2 separate regions of the Homo sapiens genome follow, and region 1 is linked to region 2. Evidence: chromatin loops called from intact Hi-C (ENCODE). Cell type or tissue: B cell. All regions are shown on one strand. Each heading gives the region's core, and the rest is flanking DNA. Links, peaks and the distances in the headings are about the cores only. Region 1 has its middle 51 kb from the start of RNF182. Region 2 has its middle 51 kb from the start of CD83.

The links. Hi-C counts contacts between places; a loop is a spot of excess contacts. Peaks named below come from ENCODE experiments on the same cell type or tissue, not always from the same donor. Only the 100,000 strongest peaks of a DNase experiment are listed, where the experiment ranks them.
Region 1: it touches region 2 in a loop (23-fold over the local background); 6 of 110 quality-filtered maps call a loop at or near these places.

The regions. Positions count from the first base shown.
Region 1 is chr6:13,870,065-13,878,231 of GRCh38, forward strand. No RefSeq gene overlaps it. Among named protein-coding and RNA genes, the nearest start is that of RNF182, 51 kb to the right of the region's middle. RefSeq lists an enhancer at 2,172-2,754 and a silencer at 3,868-4,007. In B cell, for the core only: CTCF peaks have their summits at 3,869 (motif pointing right) and 4,071; a DNase peak (open chromatin) is centred at 3,877; H3K4me3 peaks cover 1,173 bases; H3K27me3 peaks cover 420 bases.
Region 2 is chr6:14,062,919-14,071,085 of GRCh38, forward strand. No RefSeq gene overlaps it. Among named protein-coding and RNA genes, the nearest start is that of CD83, 51 kb to the right of the region's middle. RefSeq lists a silencer at 6,646-6,747. In B cell, for the core only: CTCF peaks have their summits at 4,074 (motif pointing left) and 4,274; a DNase peak (open chromatin) is centred at 4,083.

The DNA of each region.
Region 1 (8,167 bases), core at 1,923-6,922, 190 kb before region 2:
TAATCTCTTTGAGACCCAGCCTTCAGTTCTTTTGGATGTATACCCAGTCGTGGAATTGCTAGATCTTATGATAATTCTACTCTTAATATATTGAGAAACTGTCCTTCTGTTTTCCATAGCAGCTACTCCGGTTTGCATTCCCACGCACTGTGCATAAGAGTCCAAATTTCTCCATGTTTCCTGATACTTATTATTTTCTGGTTTTCTGACTAGCCATTCTAATGGATGTGAAACACTTTTTCCTTCAACTGGTACCGGATGTGAGGATTCCAATTGCTTGGAATCAGTTGTCCCGGAGAGCCTCTGGGTAAAGAAAGCCAGTAGCTCTTGGCAGTGGTTACAGAACAAGACACAAGATACACTGAGCTAGAAAATGCATTGCTGTGCGGAAGTTCATTGGGATCACACAAAATAGGCTCACTGCAGTCATTTACTGTGTTTTAAATAGGTTCACTCAGGATAAATGGGAACCAAAACATCTTCAGTTATGGTGCTGTGAGATACATGAATAAAAGCTGTCTATCTTGGTTTTGCTCCAGTAGTTTTGCAAGAAGTCAAAAGTAGTGAAGATCTAGATACTCTGGAGGGTGTCTGGGGAGTGGGGGGGTGAGCAGTTAAGCTTGCTATGAGTTATACTTCAGTGAAAAGTTTCCTTGGAACAAATGCATCTGTAATTCTCATTAATGCTTCTCAGAGCCTTACGGTAGCAAAAAAAAAATGTCCAGTGTGACAGTGTGTCCAGAATTGGTGGGTTCTTGGTCTCACTGACTTCTAGAATGAAGCCGCAGACCCTCGCGGTGAGTGTTACAGTTCTTCAGGTGGCGCGTGTAGGAGTTTGTTCTTTCTGATGTTCGGATGTGTTTGGAATTTCTTCCTTCTGGTGGGTTTGTGGTCTCACTGGCTCAGGAGCGAAGCTGCAGACCTTCGCGCTGAGTGCTACAGCCCTTAAATCGGTGCGTCTGGAATTGTTCATTCCTCCAGGTGGGCTTGCAGTCTTGCTGGCTTCAGGAGTGAAGTTGTAGACCTTCCAGGTGAGTGTTACAGCTTATAAAAGCAGCGTGAACCTAAAGAGTGAGTAGTAACAAGATTTATTGCAGAGTGAAAGAACAAAGCTTCCACAGTGCAGAAGGGGACCAGAGCGGGTTGCCACTGCTGGCTCGGGCAACTTGCTTTTATTCTCTTATCTGGCCCCATCCACATACTGCTGATTGGTAGAGCCAAGTGGTCTGTTTTGACAGGGCACTGATTGGTGCGTTTACAATCCCTGAGCTAGACACAAAGGTTCTCCACTCCCCACTAGATTAACTAGATACAGAGTGTCCACACAAAGGTTCTCCAAGGCCCCAGCAGAGTAACTAGATACAGTGTCAATTGGTGCATTCACAAACCCTGAGCTAGACACAGGGTGGTGATTGGTGTGTTTACAAACTTTGAGCTACAGAGTGCCGATTGGTGTATTTACAATCCCTGAGCTAGACATAAAGGTTCTCCAAGGCCCCACTAAAGCAGCTAGATACAGACTGTCGATTGGTGCATTCACAAACCCTGAGCTAGACACAGGGTGCTGATTGGTGTGTTTACAAACCTTGAGCTAGATACAGAGTGCTGATTGGTGTATTTACAATCCCTGAGCTAGACATAAAGGTTCTCCAAGGTCCCACCAGAGTAGCTAGATAGAGAGTGTCCATTGGTGCATTCACAAACCCTGAGCTAGATACAGGGTGCTGATTGGTGTATTTACAATCCCTGAGCTATACATAAAGGTTCTCCACGACCCCACCAGACTCAGGAGCCTAGCTGGCTTCACTCAGTGAATCTTGTACCGGGGCTGCAGGTGGAGCTGCCTGCTAGTCCCGCGCCTCTCAGCCCTTGGGTGGTTGATGGGACTGGGCGCTGTGGAGCAGGGGGCGGCGCTCGTCGGGGAGGCTTGGGCGGCACAGGAGCCCACGGAGAGGGTGGGAGGCTCAGGCATGGCGGGCTGCAAGTCCCGAGCCCTGCCCTGCCGGAAGGCAGCTAAGGCCCAGTGAGAAATCAAGAGCAGCGCCGGTGGGCTGGCACTGCTGGGGGACCCAGTACATCCTCTGCAGCCGCTGGCCTGGGTGCTAAGCTCCTCATTTCCTGGGGCTGGCAGGGCTGGCCGGCTGCTCCCAGTGCGGGGCCCGCCAAGCCCACGCCCACGCGGAACTCTAGCTGGCCCGCAAGCGCCGCGCGCAGCCCCGGTTCCCGCTCGCTCCTCTCCCTCCACACCTCCCTGCAAGCTGAAGGAGCCGGCTCCGGCCTTTGCCAGCCCAGAAAGGGACTCCCAGGGTGCAGTGGTGGGCTGAAGGGCTTACTCAAGTGCCGCCAAAGTGGGAGCCCAGGCAGAGGAGGTGCCGAGAGCGAGTGAGGGCTGTGAGGACTGCCAGTACGCTGTCACCTCTCAACAGCATATTCAAGGTGTGGTCTTGGGGTTTCAGGCAGCTCCAGCAGCATTGGCTTTGGCTTTCATTTTTTTTTTTCTTTGCTTCTGCTGAGGGTGATTCCAGGGACTTTTTAACCTCCTGTCTATACTTCTGGTTCAATCTCTTTGCACACAAGGAAGCAATTTCTACTGTACGGGAAAGGTTCATTTCCCCATGACCCCCACATTTTGTTTTTCAAGTGCTCAACAATTGGGAACAAGTTTATTGTCATCCAGGTGAGGCAGTTAAGCGGGAGTGTCACACCAGTATTTGTGAAGGAGAGGGCTTAAATATGGGTAACAGGGGAATGTGATGTGTTTATTCCGGCAACAACCTCAGACATTAAACTTCCTCTTCTGATCCTACACCACTCCTTCCCCATCACCAGTGGTTAGGCAACAGGGTGACTCTCATGGGCTGAACTGTGTTCCCCTTACCACCCACCCAGGTTTATATGTTGAAGACCCAACCCCTGTATCTCAGAATGTCACCATATTTGGAGATAAGGTCTTTACAGAGGTGACTGAGGTAAAATGAGGCCACTAGGGTGGGCCTTAATCCAATATGTGATGTCTAATGGAGAAACCAGGGGTCCTGGGGCACAGAGAAAAGACCATGAGGACATAGCAAGAAAGTGGCCATCTACAAGCCACGGAAGGGAGGTCTTGGGAGAAACCAACCCTGCCAACACTTTGATCTTGGATTTTCAGTCTCTAGAACTGTGAGAGAATCAATTTTTGTTGTTTAAGCCCCTCAGTGTGTTGACTGTTCCGGTGGCCCTAGCAAACTAATACAGTGGCCTTGTGCAGGTGAGACAGTTGAGAAAAAGAGGAAAACTGGTTTTCCCTCTTTTCCGGTGTGTGTGTGTGTGTGTGCGTGTGAGAGAGAGATTAGAGGGCGGGGAGGGGAGAAGAGAGGAAGCAAGCTAACCGGAGAGAGAGCAGGTGAGTTTTCTTTTGCAGAACAGAGTTAATGAAGTGGCAACTCTGCCTTCCCTGTGCCTTTCCTGTGAATCTGGGAATTTCCACCCGTCCCTCCCACGAAGTCCCAGTAGGATCCCTCGGGCCGGGCAGAGCCTGGCCTGCGGTCCTGCTGGCTCTTCGCCAAGCTGCCCGGTACTCGCAGGGTGATGGGCAGGGACTTGGCGGGAGGCAGAGGGACGTCGGAGGGCAGGGCGGGAGTGAGATCGCCTCTGGTTTCTGTGGAGAACTCCTGCACCTGGGTCAGGGTCTCAGCCACGGACAAGGGGCGTGGCTCTGCAGAGCGAAGCAGCAGCTCCACCCGTTCGCAGGGAGGGAGGGGGCGGAGGTGGCCTCACTGCCTGAGGGGGTCCTACCCCTCCCGAGGACGCGACGCAAAAGCCAGTAGACTCACGACGCCCCCCGCATGTCACACGACAAGGCCAGCAGGGCCGCCACCAGAGGGCACCAGCGGCTGGGACCCGCAGGAAAGGGAGGAAGAACAGGTGGCGCCGGTGAGGCGAAGGCGAGGGCACGAGGGGGTGGCCTGCGGCCCGCGCTGCTCCGGGGAGGGGCTTCCACCTGGACAGTGACGGAAGCCAGGGCGACTCAACAGGACACATTTGCACCATTTGCACGGCTGGGTGAAACGACAACCCCTCAGCTGGGCTCAAATTACCTGAAGGGCCTGCATCTACAACAGATTAGCTTTCGGTTTTCCTCCCGGGCTGCTCCTAGGGCACCCAGGGGGAGAGTTCCACAAAGTAAGAGTCATTAAAATTACCAATAAGAAGAGGAAAACTGCTACGTATTTGTTCTGATTGAGCTGAGAATCCTGAATCCCGAGAATCCTGAAATAGAATTGGTTCAGGGACCACCGTCTGACAACTATTGTGTAATCCTCCGTCACACAAACGGAAGTCTTCTTATAGGTGTGCCCTTCACTGTGTCTACAGGCTGGATTTTAGGACTAACACGAGCACCGTGCTGTAGCTTAACACAGAAAATCCCAATGTTAGGACAGAACACTACTAGCCGTAGTACAGAGGGCCACTTCATAATAATAAAACATATTTAGCAGGAAGAGAGAATACTTGCGTGCACTTAATAACAGAGCTTTGTGGTATACCAAGGAAAATGGACAGAACTATTAGGAAAAATAGACAAATCCACTCTCGTAAATATTTTAAACGCACTATATTAGATCATTCTTGCATTGCTGTAAATAAACACCGGAGACTGGGTAATTTATATAGAAAAGAGGTTTAATTGGCTCACAGTTCTGCAGGCCGTACAGCAAGCTTGTCCAACCTGTGGCGTATAGGCCTCATGTGGCCCAGGACAGCTTTGAATGTGGCCCAACACAAATTCATAAACTTCCTTAAAACATTATGAGACTTTTTTGCAATTTTTTTTAAAGCTCATCAGCTATCGTCAGTGTTAGTGTATTGCATGCGTGGCCCAAGACAATTCTTCTTCCAATGTGGCCTATGAAAGCCCAAAGATTGGACACCCCTGCTTTACAGGAAGCATAGTGGCATCTGCTCAGCTTCTGTGGAGCCTCAGGAAATTCACAGTCATGGTAGAAGTTGAAGCCGGGCAGGCATCTCACATGGCAAATGCAGAGGCAAGAGAGGGAGAGCAGGAGGAAGGTGCCACACACTTTCAAAGGACCAGGTCCCGAGTGAACTCAGCATGAGAGCTCATTGATCACCAAGGGGATGGCCCAAGCCATTCATGAGGGATCCATCCCCATGATCCAAATACCTCCCACCAGGCCCCACTTCCAACACTGGGGATGAAAATCAACATAAGATTTGGGTGGGGGGGTGGGGGACGGGCGCGGTGGCTGACGCCTATAATCCTAGCACTTTGGGGGTCTGATTCGGGTGGATCATCAGGTCAGGTGTTCGAGACCAGCCTGGCCAACATGGTGAAACCCCGTCTCTACTAAAAGTACAAATACTAGCTGGGAGTTGTGACACACCTCTGTAGTCCCAGCTACTCAGGAGGCTGAGGCAGAAGAATCGCTTGAACCAAGGAGGCAGAGGTTGCAGTAAGCTGAGATTGGGCCACTGCACTGCACTCCAGCCTGAGCGACAGGGTGAGACTCTGGCTCAAAAAAAAAAAAAAAAGATTTGGGCGGGGACAAGTCTCCAAACTATATCAGACTTTTCTCAATTATTGAAGATCGAAAGATTGTAAATCAATAAGGACATGGGTGATTTCAATACTACTACTAGAACTAATAATACTATAATATATTATAAAACCTTGCATCCAAAAGTTGGAAGATATATGTATTTTTTACCAGTACACCTGGAACATACACAAAAATTGACCATGAATGACCCATAAAACTCATCTCAACAAATTTCAGAGATCACCTATTTTGACTAGAGTGCAATTAAGGTAAAGATCAACAGGAAAAGATAACAATTCTGTGTGTTCGGAAATTAAATAAAATTCTAAATACCCAGTGAATTAAAAGGAGAAAGCATAATGAAAATTCAAAAATATTAAAAATAGAATGGTAATACTACATATCAACATTTAAGTATATAACCAAAGAGGTATTTCATGAGAAATTTTTAGCCTTATAAGGAGAAGCTGAACATTTAGAAAGGAAATAATAGAGAAGTAATGAAACAGAAAATGAAGAAACAATAGTGAGTATCAACAAAGTTAAAAGGTGGCTCATTGAAAAGACAAATTTCTGGCAATGTTAAAGAAAACCTGCAATTAGACATATGGTAATACAATTGCAAACCATCGAAGACAAAAAATGTTAAAAATGTAGTACACAAATAAGAACAAATTATACTGTCAGTAAAGGTATCAAGAGCAAAAATAGAAACCAGAAAAGAAGGAAACAATATTTTTAAAGTGCTGAAGGAAAATAACATCAATGTAGAATTGTATATCCAGCAAAACTTTTTCAATAACAAACCCGAAATATAGATTATTCTGATAAATAAAAGCTGAGTTTATCATCAACAGATTGTCACTAAGGAATTTCTAAAAGATATACCTCAAGAAGATGGACAACAACTTCAGAAGAAAGAGCCAAGATATATACTTCGGGAGGCCAAGGGAGGCGGATTGCCTGAGTTCAAGAGTTCAAGACCAGCCTGGCTAACATAGTGAAACCCTGTCTCTACTAAAAATACAAAAATTAGCCAGGTGTGGTAGTGGACACCTGTTATCCCAGCTACTTAGGAGGCTGAGGCAGGAGAAATGATTGAACCCGGGAAGCTGAAGTTACAGATCGCACCACTGCACTCCAGCCTGGGCGACAGAGCGAGGCTTCATATAAAAAAAAAGAAAAAAAAAGCCAAGATATCTAAACATAGAAAAGGTACAGTAAAAATATAGTATAAAAGATAAAAAATGGTACACCTCTAATAGGGCATGTGTTAGTTTGTTTACATTGCTTTAAAGGAATACCTGAGCTGGGCAATTTATAAAGAAAAGAGGTTTAATTGGCTCACAGTTCTTCGGGCTATCCAGGAAGCATGGCACTGGCATTTGCTTAGTTTCTGGTGAGAGCTTCAGAAATCATGGTGGAAGGCCAATGGGGAGCTGGCATATTGCATGGTGAGAGAGAGAGAGAGAGAAAGCAGGGAGGTACCACACTCTTTTAAATCACCAGATCTTGTGTGAACTCAGAGTGAGAACTCACTCATTATCATGAGAATAGCACCAACCCATTCATGAAGGATCTGACCCCATGACCCAAACATCTCCCACCAGTCCCCACCTTGAACACTGGGGATTACATTTCACCATGAGATTGGGAGGGGACAAACATCCACACTATATCAGGCACTTGTCATGAATGGAGCTTGCAGGAGTGGAAGTTGTTCTGTATGAGTCAGTGAGTGGGTGGTGAGTGAATGTGAAGGCCTAGGACATCACTGTACACTACTATAGACTTTATAAATGTTGCATACTTAGGCTACATTAAGTTTATATGAAAAATTGTGCTCTGACATTGGCTACGAAGTTACTAGGCAATGGGAATTTTTCACCTCTATTATAATCTTATGGGATCACTGTCTTATATGCAGTCTTTCATTGACTGAAATATTATAAAGCATGTGGCTGCAGAATGTTTGTTTTCAAATCAGTCCAAGGGAAAAAATAAATTGGCAAAAAACCTTAATTAATCCCCAGGAGGAAAAAAAAAGGAAGAAAATATACACATAAGCATACACAGATGTGTGTGTATATAAATATTTAATAAGTGTATTAATTTAAATCTTATTTGGTACTTTTTGTTTACCCTACTCATATAAGATGTTGGAAGTAATTTAAATATATCAGAAATCACTGTAAAGGTAAATGAACCTCTTCAGTTAAACAGTGTTCAAACTGGATTAAAAAAATACAATGATATGCTATTTTTAGAGACACGTAAAATTTAAGGACAGAGAAAGATTGAAAGAGAAAATCTCTACAAAAAAAGAAAAAAATAATTATTTCAGGCAACTTCCTTCACTATTAGAGCCAGAATTCTGGAGTCAGGCTGAAGGTTTCATGCTTCTTGCCCAGATGCTTGTTCTCCCATGTGCCATGGGTGTGCCATTGCTCCCAACAACACATTAAGCCAGTTTTCTAGTTTCCTAGGAAACTTGAGTGCAGGGTCTTCTCATGCTGGGGCCCCATCATGACTGCTGTGGATCTCCTTGGTGGTTCATCAAGAGGCATGGAAGGATGTTCTTTTTCTCAAGTATTAAGAAGTGAAGGATGACAATATATTTTAAG
Region 2 (8,167 bases), core at 1,762-6,761:
TTGTTAAGCAAAAAGGAACCAGAATTTGAAGACTTGGAAAATTCTCAGCTATATATATTACAATGCATGAAGAGTTAGGTTAAAAGAATATCTTTAGGGTGGTCTCTAATCCAATATGACCAGTGTTATACAGTATTGAATAACAATACTGTCTTTTATGTTACAGGGTAGCTATGATGATCAAATGTAATTGGTTTTATATGTACTCTAAGATCTTGGTAAACTATAAATTGTTCTACAAAAATAAGGTGCAACAAAGATAAGATGAGGCTTGGATCTTTAAAGTCTCAATCCAGCCCTCTTTCTAATATATTATCTCATGCCAAAGACTTCTAGACTTCCAGCAAATCAGATCAACAAGCATTTAATTAAATACTCTGAACAGCACACGAATAGATACAGTAAGGTGGCCAGCACAGTGGCTAATGCCTGTAATCTCAGCACTTTGGGAGGCCAAGGCAGGAGGACTGCTTGAGGCCAGGAGTTTGAGACCAGCCTGGGCAATATAGAGAGACCCCATCTCTATAAAACATAACAAAATTAAAAAATTAGCTAGGTGTGGTGGTGTGCACCTGTAGTCCCAGCTACTTGGGAGCCTGAAGTGGGAAGATCATTTAAACCTCTGAGTTTGAGGCTGCAGTGAGCTATGATCATCACTGCACTCTAGCCTGGGCAATGGGGTCTCAAAATAAGCAATAGAAAATAAGAAGAAGGCACAGTCTTTCCTCCACAGTATCTAGAAAGCAAAAAATAAACATATTTCTCAGCTAATAAACTACACAGCAATCTTGAGATAATATATTTTCAGCTTTCCACATTAATTAATTGGTTAACCTCTAAAGCAAGTTGGTATTCTTCCTAACATCTTTTGGGGAAATGACAAAAGCAAATTCAATTTAGAATCTTATAAACTTTTATTCTTTTTTGTTGGTTTGGCACAGACACATTTCTTTTTTCTTTATAACTTCTATTATTCTCTTGGAAGGGCCAGGTTTTCAAATCAGAGGCTGACATCACAGTTTGCAGCTCCTGCCAAACAAAAGTTTCCGATGGAGAATATTTGCAAATTTGACCACTGATTTAATTAAAAACGTTCCCAAGAAGTGTAAAAGAACAAGTTTTCAGATCTTTATTTGCAATTGTGAAGCAGTCTGGAAGCTTGAGCCGTGATATCTACCTTTAGTACTTCTTAGGAAGCTCAAAGCATGCAGCCTCCTGAGAGTGGAAAGCTTTCATCCTTTCTTTCCTCATTCAACCTCACCATTGCTTTTGGAAAGCCACATCTGCTGGAATATAGGGGTTAAAATTCTGTCTTCCCCTAGTCACAGGGGTAAAAATTTTCACAAAATTAATAATAATAATAATAATAATAAATAATGGGGGGCTGGGCATGGTGGCTCACGCCTGTAATCCCAGCACTTTGGGAGGCTGAGGCAGGAGGATCACCTGATGTCAGGAGTTCAAGAGCAGCCTGGCCAACATGGTGAAACCCTGTCTCTATTAAAAATACAAAATTAGCCGAGTGTGGTGGCACATGCCTGTAATCCCAGCTACTGGGGAGGCTAAGGCAGGAGAATTGCTTGAACCCAGGAAGCAGAAGTTGCAGTGAACCAAGATCATGCCACTGCACTCCAGCCTGGATGACAGAGGAATACTCATTCTCAAAAATAAATAAATAAATAAAGAATGGGAAGAGAAGAGAGAAGATAATTGAAGGACACCCAGAAACCTTTCCCATCATGTCAGAAATTTACCAGCTACATGAACATTTGCTTCCGAGACAGTATCTGCATGGATCATATCAACTGACTAATCTTCATGGGAATAATTCTTTTTGTAAACCTTTTTGCTTTCTAAGGAATCCACTTGAAAGAAAAGATCTTGGATACAATGGCCCCTTACTACAGTTCTGTGAGGTGTTACGGAAATGTAATCATATCCTCCATCAGTGATTTAAGGGAGTACAGTAGTGAATTATTTTGTAAAGTGTAGAATTTTCTTCCTACTTGAAGAGTCTCTCACTCACTTTTGATTTTTAAGTTTGGATTTTCATGTATTTGTCTCAAAGTCAGAGACATAAATCAACACATGACCCCAAAGGAATACTGGAGGACTACACAAGGGTCTCTGGCAGAGCAAATCTGTTCTGATTCCACACCACCCATCTTCACTCACGACAGAGTCGCAGCGTGGGACAGTGCCTCCGTTCCTATAAAGAAAGGCCACTCTCAGTGTGTTCGGCTGTGCTGTCATGCACTACTACACATATCCCAAGAACCCCAGATACTGAAAAAAGAGAAGTTGCTTTCCCAAAACAGAGTTTTTTCCTATGATCAGCTCATGATCATCTCTCTCCCTTTATCTTTCTTAACCCTAAAAAACCAGTTTTACTATTCATCCATCCTAACAAGGTAAATTAGCCAAGACCTTACCACACCTCCTTTACACTTTCATCTTCCCCCTTTTAGCTGCCTTTAGCAGCCTTATGGATGGGGTTTCACATCTCCCTATATTCTGTACAGGCTGTGTGTGTGCATGCATGTGTGTCCCTGTGTGTGTGTATCTGTGTCTGTCTCTGTGTCCCTCTGTGTGTATATCTGTGTGTTTCTGTGTCCCTGTGTGTATGTATCTATGTCTGTCTCTGTGTGTGTGTGTGTATCTCTGTCTGTGTGTGTGTGTATTTGTGTGTGTGGGGGGGGGTGGGTATGTGTGGTGTGTTTCTCTGTATTCCTTTTCATTTCTCCCTAGGTGGCTGTGCCCAGATCGCCTCTCTACTCCTTCAGATAAAAAGCAAAGGGCTTTGGGGAGGCTGAGGCAGGAGGTTCACTTGAGCTCAGGAGTTAGAGACTAGCCTGGGCAACATAGTGAGACCTCGTCTCTCCAAAAAACTTTAAACAAAAACTTGAAAAAGCAAAGAGCCTTGGGTAATAGTGACAGTAGTCACAGCTAGCGTCCACATGCAGCTTCCTGTGTATGCATCAGGCAGCTCATCACCTGTATATCTGTGGACCACTTTAATCCTCATCACAACCATACGAAGGTGGAACTATTAGTCTCATTTTACAGATGAGGAAATGGCTACGTAAACTCTTGTAAAGAAATCCAGACAAGGCCGGGTGCGGTGGCTCACACCAGTAATCCCAGCACTTTGGCAGGTCTTGGCGGGTGGATCACTTGAGGTCGGGAGTTCGAGACCAGCCTGGCCAAAATGGTAAAACCCCTTCTCTACTAAAAATACAAAAGTTAGCCAGGCATGGTGGTGCGTGCCTGTAATCCCAGCTACTCGGGAGGCTGAGGCAGGAGAATAGCTTGAACCTGGGAGGTGGAGGTTGCAGTGAGCCAAGATTGCACCACTGCACTCCAGCCTGGGCAATACAGTGAGACTCAGCCTCAAAAAAGAAAAAAAACAAAACAAACGGAAACAAAACAAAAAAGAAATCCAAAGGAATGAATAATGAACAATACACTGTCCCTCAAATGTGCTCTCCCCTCAGGCTCACGTTCTTCAGTATATACACATATGCTTACTATATGTGACTACTGTAGTACTATACATTACTACTGTGTCTTAGCTCATTCACCTTAGAGACAAATGGATAGTAAAATTATTTTTTTTTTAGAGTTAGGAAAGGAAAAAAGAAGAGGAGAGGGGTCATGAGTTGATTATATAAACAAACCTTGTTTTGAAGAAGTAGCTTCTCTTATCTCAATGTGTGTGTGTGTGTGTGTGTGTGTGTGTGTGTGTGTGTGAGAGAGAGAGAGAGAGAGAGACAGAGAGAGACAGAGACAGAGTATATGTAGAGCACAGGTTTGGAAAAATCCCTATACCATAAAATATTTCATTGCATCCTTCATGTAATGTATTCATGAGCCTGTAGCTTTCCTTCCTTCCTCCAAGGTAGTCACAGGGGACAACAGTCGTGAGTTGACCTGCTCACAGAGTGTCTAGATAGCGCTGGCACCCAGTAATCCCATTAAAATTTTCCTTAAGGTTCTCTTCCACCTCAAGCCTCAAGACTTGAAACTTGGCAGCCTGCTACCTGGTAAAGCACACATCTTCATGGTACATTACTGCCACCTAGAGCTGATATATTGAAACACAGATTCTAGATAAAGCAAAACTGAGAACAAAGCAAAATAAAAAGTCACGCCCAGCCCTGTCCTAAAGCAAGCTGTTTTAGTCCAAGCAGTTTAGATTAAAAATATAATGGACTTTAAGATGAAATTCCTTTCTTCAAGACGTCCAACTTCCTATCTCTGTAAGTGGGTTACCATCCAATAATATTCAAATTAAAAAGCTCAAATGTAGTAGCTGTCAAAATAAGGAAGAAGGAATTTGAGAGAGAGAGACAGGGAGAGAACATGTTTTGAAAAATAAACCTTTGCAGTTGTAGCCATCATTTGAAAGATGAGGAAACTGAAGCTCAAAGCTGTAACGGATTTCTTTTTTTTTTTCTTTTTTTGAGACAGAGTCTTGCTCTGTCTCCCAGGCTGGAATGCAGTGGTGTGATCTCAGCTCACTGCAACCTCTGCTTCCCAGGTTCAAGCGATTCTCCTGCCTCAGCCTCCCAAGTAGCTGGGATGACAGGCGCCCGCCACCATGCCAGGCTAATCGTTTGTATTTTTAGTAGAGACAGGGTTTCGCCGTGTTGGCCAGGCTGGTCTTGAACTCCTGACCTCAGGTGATCCACTTGCCTTGGCCTCCCAAAGTGCTGGGATTACAGGCGTGAGCCACCACACCCTGCCTGTACCAGATTTCTTGAGTTCAAATCACTAGCAAGCAGTTCTGGCAAGATGGAATACAGGGCTCTGGTTTTTTATTCCAAAATGAAATCATAACACAGAATCAGCGTAAGCCTTAACATAACTCCACAATTAGTGGTGGCCTTCCAACTGCTCCACCCACAGTCCTGGGGGGGGGTGTGTCCATGTGCTGTTCTGTGTGAAGGTCACCCTTGGTAAGATCTGGTGGCTTTGGGATTCATTCCTGGGAGCAGCGTTGGGTATACACCCATCTGTGCACATCCTCTCCGCCAACCAGCAGATGCTTGTCAGATAGTGGCTGAGGTTAGAGGGCAAAGTCTGTGAGTGGAGACCCTGATCTACAAGGGCAGAGACCATAAAACAAGCTTTATTATACCGTGTTCTCACCCACCATTCCTCAATCTGGGAGGTGTAAGGAAGCTGTTCTTGTTAAGTGAAGATGTGGCCCAGATGGAGGAAAGGAAGGAGAGTCTGTTTTGTGATCTTTCTTGTGCTTGGACGTCACTGGAGAAGTCTATAGACCTATTCTTAAAATAATGGTTTCAAATGCATAAAAGGAAATACATGGGATTGTAAAGGAAACCAATTATGGGCAAGCGAAGTAACCACATTCTTTAAAAATATGTGATATTATGTGTCTTAGTCATCTTGGCTACTATAACAAACAAGCTGCCCACAGACTGGGCGGCTTAAGCAACAGACAATGATTTCTTATAGATCTAGAGGCTAGAAGTCCAAGATTACGATGCTGGTGAGAGACAGGACTAGCTGGATTTCCTAGGCTGACTAAGAATCCCTAAGCCTAGCTGGGAAGGTGACCGCATCCACCTTTAAACACAGGGCTTGCAACTTAGCTCACACCTGACCAATCAGGTAGTAAAGAGAGCTCACTAAAATGCTAGTTAGACAAAAACAGGAGGTAAAGAAATAGCCAATCATCTATCGCCTGAGCACGGAGGTGGGGGGACAGTGATCAAGATATAAACCCAGGCATTGGAGCTGGCAACGGCAACCCGCTTTGGGTCCCCTCCCTTTGTATGGGAGCTCTGTTTTCACTCTATTAAATCTTGCAACTGCACTCTTCTGGACCGTGTTTGTTACGGCTCGAGCTGAGCTTTCGCTCACTGTCCACCACTGCTGTTGGCCACTGCCGCAGACCCGCCGCTGACTTCCATCCCTCCGGATCTGGCAGGGTGTCCGCTGTGCTCCTGATCCAAGGAGGCGCCTGTTGCCACTCCTGATTGGGCTAAAAGTTTGCCATTGTTCCTGCACGGCTAAGTGCCCGGGTTCCTCCTAATGGAGCTGAACACTAGTCGCTGGGTTCCACGGTTCTCTTCCGTGACCCACAGCTTCTAATAGGGCTATAACACTCACCGCATGGCCCAAGCTTCCATTCCTTGGAATCCGTGAGGCCAAGAACCCCAGGTCAGAGAATAAGAGGCTTGCTGCCATCTTGGGAGCGGCCCCCCCGCATCTTGGGAGCTCTAAGAACAAAGACCCCTGGTAACACTGGCAGATTTGGGTTTTGGTGAGGGCCCTCTGTCTGGCTTCACAGTGCCACCTTCTCCCTGGATCTCCACATGGCAGGGAGAGAGAGAGAGAGGAGTGGGGAGAGAGAGAGGACGGGGAGAGAGAGGTCTGGTATCTCCTCCTCTTCTTATAAGAGCACCAATTCCATCATAGGGACTCCAACCTCCTGATGCCATCTAAACCTAATCACCTCCCAAAGTTCCCACCTCCTAAATACCTTCACATTGGGCGTTAGTACTTCAACATATGACTTTGGAAAGGGGGGACACAAACTTTCAGACCTAATAACCACCATACTTGTGAAGGGGTGATGAGCATAGCTGGTATTTTGAGGTATCTGCCACAAGGAAAGAGAACATGAAAATATTGACAATTTCCTGTAGTGACAAAGTCTCAGGAACTTGGTATGCTATTGTGATTTGTTGCTTATGTACATAATTGAGGAAATGCTAAATTTCAGTAGGAAGTTAGTAAAAATAAGTATGTAATTTTCTCTCACCCATATTCGCAGACCCTGATTGTGACAGTTAATACTCAGTGTCAACGTGATTGGATTGAAGGATACAGAGTATCTCCCGTAGACTTCTCCAGTGAGGTCCAAGCACAAGAAAGATCACAAAACAGACTCTCCCTCTTTTCCTCAAAGATACAAAGATACAAAGTATCCTGGGTGTGTCTGTGAGGGCGTTGCTAACATTTGAGTCAGTGGGCTGGGAAAGGTAGACCCACCCGTAATCTGTGGCGGCACAATCTAATCAGCTGCCAGCTCAATTAGAATATAAGCAGGCAGAAAAACGTGAAAAGAGAGGCTGGCCTAGCCTCCCAGCCTACATCTTTCTCCCTTGCTGGTTGCTTCCTGCCCTCGAACATCGGACTCCAAGTTCTTCAGTTTTGGAACTCGGCCTATTGTGGGACCTTGTGATTGTGTGAGTTAACACTTAATAAACTCATATATATATATATATATATACACATATATACGTATATATATATATACACATATATATACATATATATGTGTGTGTGTGTGTGTGTGTGTGTGTATATATATATATATATATATATATATATATATATATGAGTTCTGTACCTCTAGAGAACCCTGACTAAAAACTGATATTCTGTCCGTGGGCCTTAGTTTATGAACCTCTGCCTTAGAGAATTCAGCAAACTTATTGGTTTGTAGTCAGCGGGATACAAGGAGTTTTGGAGCATGCTGCAATGGACTGTATTAAATAGCCCTGACAGGGTGCTGAGAGAGACAACTGTGATTGTGTGGGCAGGAATTGTCACACAAGCCGCCCCTGGCCGCAATATTCATCTTCCCCCAGCCATTTCTGGAATGGAGGACATGGATCAATTGTAAGGTCTATCCTAAATCCAGTGTCCTTTTCTCACTGCATGGCCTTGGGTGAAAGGGTGAAAAAGAATGTTAGCAGGTTGCGTCAGCCTCCTGGCCAGAGACCTCTGACTCCAATAGCGAGCTCTGCTTTTTTTTGTTGTTGTTATCTTCCTGGATATATTAGGAAATCCACAGATTTGTGTTCCTTAGGGAAACAGTTAATTTCTAGTGTTCAAGGCCAAATGAATCCTTTCATAAGTAGAGTAAAAGTTAAAATTCAAAAGGGGAGAGGTAGAAATAGTTGGGAGGGTGTCAAATCTCAATAGAAACATCTTTCCAAACTAGAAGCATTTTTTCTTGAACATTTTCAGTATCTAAACTAGTAAAAGATGTCTCAAAATATCTTTTCAACCTTGTTAAGGAAAACCATTGACCAATTCTAGAGGGACTATTTTAAAGCCATTTCTTTGAGTCCATCCTGAAATTAAAACACTCAGGGAGATGTTCTAATTAAACTTTCTAATAAAAAAG